2 separate regions of the Mus musculus genome follow, and region 2 is linked to region 1. The links are chromatin loops, found by intact Hi-C in ENCODE. Cell type or tissue: gastrocnemius. All regions are shown on one strand.

Evidence for each region. Peaks named below come from ENCODE experiments on the same cell type or tissue, not always from the same donor. Only the 100,000 strongest peaks of a DNase experiment are listed, where the experiment ranks them.
Region 2: it touches region 1 in a loop (4-fold over the local background); 2 of 42 quality-filtered maps call a loop at or near these places.

The regions. Positions count from the first base shown.
Region 1 is chr13:19,639,504-19,642,003 of GRCm38, reverse strand. No RefSeq gene overlaps it. Among named protein-coding and RNA genes, the nearest start is that of Sfrp4, 18 kb to the right of the region's middle. In gastrocnemius, a CTCF peak has its summit at 1,306 (motif pointing right); a DNase peak (open chromatin) is centred at 1,510.
Region 2 is chr13:19,346,307-19,348,806 of GRCm38, reverse strand. It overlaps Tcrg and Trgc4. Among named protein-coding and RNA genes, the nearest start is that of Stard3nl, 48 kb to the left of the region's middle. In gastrocnemius, no CTCF peak of the experiment used is centred here; no DNase peak of the experiment used is centred here.

The sequences.
Region 1 (2,500 bases):
AATACTCTATATTCTGATCTATAGCTTTGTTTGCTTGTTTGTTTTGTCTTGTTTTTCATTCTTTTTCTAAGACATAGTTTCTCTGTGTAGCTATCCTAGAACTCAATCTGTAGACTAGGCTAGCCTTGAACTCAGAAATCTGCCTGCCTCAGCCTCCCAAGTGCTGAGATTAAAGGTGTGCACTACCGTGTGTGGCTAAATATAGCTTGTCTTTTAATTGAGTTGTTTGCTTTCCTGAGTCCTTGTAATTTCTTTGTACATTAAAGATACCCTCTATCAGACATATAGTTGACAGGGAATGTTTCACACTCATAAGATACAGAGTCAACAGATAAATAATCCACAAACATTTATAATGGAACAAGTTAATAAATTTTTGGAACAGGATTTGAAATATGAACTTGTAAGCACAACACTTTAATCAATCTGTTTAAAGATACAGAATTTCTCGTTAAGCAAGACGATGAAGAGAACTGGAATCCAGACATACGGATCAATTTAACTGAAATGTGAGTCCACATCACTACAGCTACATGATAGTTGATAAAAATGCCAAAAAATGCATACTGAAGAAAGCATCTTCAACAAATGGCCCTGGGAACTGGATATTCACATGTAGAAGGATGAAATTAAGCCAATATCGATTACCCTGAACTAAAATTCAATGTCATATACATTTGCATCCAAAGGCATCACTTACATTTTAAAAGATTCTTTTAAGTGTGGCATGGTAGCATGTGCCTTTAATCCTAGCACTTGCAAAGTACAGACAGGTGGTTCTCTGTATTCAAGACTGTTTGATCTATAAAGTAACCTGCAGGACAGCCAGGACTACAGAGAGAAACCTTGCCTGGAAAATAAATAAATAAATAAAATATTTATTTTTATTAGTGTGGATGTAAATGTACATGGGTTCCCAGGGAGGCCCTGGTGAGTTCCCAGAGGGTATCAGATGCCCTGAAGCTAGCGTGACAGGTCACTGTGAGTCTTCCAGAACTCATTTCTTCTGTATTAAGCAGCAAATGCTCTTAACTGCTGAATCACCTCTCTAGATTCCCAAGTACATTTTAGAAATGTAAATCATCTAGTGCCTTTCTGTGGATTGTGCTGGGAGACAAGCATAGTCAAAACCTCACCATCGCCACTTCCACTCCATCAAATTGGGCACCAGTGGCCTCTGCTTTGGCTTCTGTTTAGGTGGCTGTGATCAGGTGCTTATTAAATAATTAGTATACTGTAATTATCTGAAAGCTGATCCAGAACTTTGAAAATATGAGTGCTCCCCCAAAATTACTGTATTTTGCCAGCAGATGGCAAGCTACGCTCAGTTGAATATATAAATAACTCTGTAGAGATTTCATATGCAACACATACAGGAAAAGACTGTTTCATCTTGGGCTGTTACTGTAGGATATTTTATTCTTGATTGTTTCTTTAAGTAAGCTAGAGTTATCTAAATAGGAGATCCCTAATGGAAAAGGGAACTCTGTCATGTTGGCTCGTAGCCAAATCTATGGGGCTTGTCTTAATTAATGACTGATGGGGAAAGGACTAGCCTACTGTGGACAGTGTCACCACTGGTAGGTTGCATAAAAATTCAAGTTGATGTTGTCCTTTGAGAGCCTCCACCCAGCAGCTGACTCACACAGATGGAGACATCCACAGCTAAGCAGTGGATGGAGCTTGGAGACTCTTATGGAAGGATAGGAGGAAGGATTGCAGGCCTAAAAGGAATAGGAACTCCACAGGAAGAACAATAGAGTCAACTAACCTGGACCCTTGGGGCTCTCAGAGTCTGAATCACCAACAAAAGAATATAGACAGGCTGCACCTAGGCCTCCCTGTACATAGGTAGCAGATGTTCAGCTTGATCTTCATGTGAGTTCTGAACAACTGAAGTGGGGGCTATCACAAAAGATGCTGCCTGTACATGGGATATGTTCTTCTAGCTGGGCTGCCTTGTCTGACCTCAGTAGGAGAGGAAGCACCCAGCATCTCATAGACTTGAAGTGTCAGGGTTAGAGGGATATCCATGTGTGCCCCTACCCACTCAGAGGAGAAGGGGAAAGGGGAGAGGGAACGACTATGGGAAGGGATGACTGGGAAGGGGGCAGTGAGTAAATAAGTAAAAAAATAAAATTTAAAAACATTAAACTGAATAACCCAGAGAAGAGAAATATATTCCCCTCTTGCCTCTGTATCCTTTTCTTCTCTCCTTCCCCCAGATCCCAGGCCCCTAGCCCAGTAACATTCTGCTGAGCAGTGCTCTCATGCAGCCTACCTACCATTTTGAAATGCCCATTATTTTACAACATATAGCAAATTGTTTCAGCCCACTAGAACTTTTCAAATCTTTGTTAACAGAAACTTTTGAAGCCTCTGTCCCCTGGCCTGACCCTGGTGTGACTTAATTGTGGTTTTATAAAGCCTCCTCTGCCTTCTTCCTGGGTGGGAGAGTCCTTTTTGGCATGAGCCTGCTCTCCCTGCTGACATGTGAAGG
Region 2 (2,500 bases), 290 kb after region 1:
AACTCATAATGAGAGGGTCAATATTTAAAGGATTTGAAAGTGTGTGTGTGTGTTTGTGTGTGTGTGTGTGTGTGTGTGTGTGTGATTTGAAAGTGAATTTAATAGACAGGATATGTGGGAAATACTTTTGTAAATTTCATCAAACTTATAGTGAATTTATATTTTTCAACCAAAATAAAAATATTTGGCATAGGATACTTGTTTGAGAAGTTAGATATCAGTAAAGAAAAATAAGCATGACCACAAATTCATGAATTCTGACAAGTAATCTAGAGATTAAATCTTAGGAACCATGGGGTATGAAGAAGAGCTAAGTTAAAACTGGCTATAGGTCTCAAAAATGTATTCACTGAAACTATAATAGAACATTCTCAAATCAGGGAAAGATATAGATATCCAAGTACAAGACAGTCTTAAAATTCCAAATACAATCAGAAAAGAACTTCTGCATGGCCTGTTAAAGCCAAGATATGAAAACTACAATAGAAAGAACCCATGGAAAGCTGCAGAAGAAAAATACCAAGTCACAGAGGCACACATATCAGGCTTTCTGAGCTATTGAACTACAGCTATTTTTGTGTGAACATGCTGGTTATGGGCTACTGCTACAGAAGCCAACTTCTTTTGGTATAAGGCATTTCACGAACCCTTTCTAGATGAGTAACACTTTGTCCTCAAGTCCTGTATTATTATCCTCCAAATTAAAATCCTATCATATAAAGAATATATTGTTTTCTCTATAGTTACTTTTGGGGGAAAGCCAAGCCTTTGTAGGGTTTTTATTTTTTTGTTGTTTGCTTAAGTGTCTGGTTCTTTGAATCAATTTAAGGTGTAGGTTTTATTTATCAATGTTAAAAAGCAATACTAGAGTAATTTGGTATCACATATTCTCGAGTCATTAAATGGCGGGTGGGTGAATGGATGAGTGGTGGGATATTTGGGTAGATGGATGGAAGGATGAATGGATGGATTAGATTCTTCTTTGCAATCATTTAGAGCATTTCATTTACATCTCATTTGTTAATTTTCTATATTAATATGATGCCAAGGAAACAATTGATTTCTTTAAATATCACTCAGCACCCAGTCTGTTCTGCAAAATTCAGTCATTCTGTTTTTTTCTACTTAAAGCAGGGTATATCAAAAGCTCAAAAGACTAAAAAGAGGACAATACAATCTAAAACTTATCACTCTCAGTCTTCAAAGCAGATTCTGTGGGAGTAATGATGTTGGCAGCTAAAGGAAAGGAAAGGAAAGCAAACACTAGTCAGCTACCTACAACTATTATTTTACCGTATTTGTGTGTGTGTGTGTGTATGTGTGTATACACACACGCACACACACACACACATCTGTACACATGTGCATAGAGACTTAATGTCAAAAAAGACAGCCATTAAAACGTGAGCCTTGCAATTCCAGAAATGTTTGTTGCATTGTATGTAATTAATTCATATATGATGATGATTACATGTTTATTACAACTCAATGCAATTCCCAACACTGCCCTGTCGGGCCTATTTTTCTTGTGTCCTAGGTCCTAGAACACTGTCTGGAACAGAAGAGAAGATATATAACTACATGCTTAATGGAAAAATAAGAGTATCAGTTGATCTATGGCCCTGAATGTGCTTGGATTTCCTGTCACACTATAGAAAGCAAGCCTAGTCTATACAGTGAGTTCCAGGCTAGCCAGGGATACAAAGTAAGACTCTATCTAAAAAAAAAAAAAAAAAAAAAAAAAAAAGAAAATGAAAATCAACCTGCTAAGATATCAATTCTAATTATAACATCTAAAGGTGCCTGTGCAGTTATTTATAAGGATACACAGATAATCCAAGTTGTATTTCTAGTTTTCTGTATAAAACGTGAGATAAGACAGAGACAAATAAGAGTTTTAAAAAGTAAAAATAATATGGTGTTTAATTATTTTAAATGATGTTGGAAAAGCATACATTTGTTCTTTGAGTTTATTTTTATGCTACATGTATTCTCATAGAAATGTATTTCCTTCCACTAATTGACTTTATTGAAGAACAGGTTCTGTGTGCATGAAAATGGGTGTTTTAATGGGAATATAAATATGAACATGTTTGGTTTCTATCTTCAATTCTGCCTGCTGGCTCTAAAAGTCTACTTTTTGTTTTTTGAGTGACTTTATTATATAAAAGAGAAATGAAAATCACTATCAGCATATACTGAATGAGGTACAGAGACTAGGGTTACTAATAATATAATCTGTATGTATCTTAAGTCTTTCACCCAAAGGTAATGGCAGTCTTAGAGACCGAATACATGTTCTTTTATAATTATGTCATTAAGTTCTATTTCACTGTATGACTTTGAGGCTTCAACCATTAAGACAAAACATACCCCGGAGGCAGCATCAGAAACTCTTTGTTGAATCCCATTGCAGAGAATGCCCTTGATCTCTTTCCTGCCAGGAGATGCACATGGCAGATGCTTGCTTTAGAGTTCACTGTAAGCAAATTTAATAAGT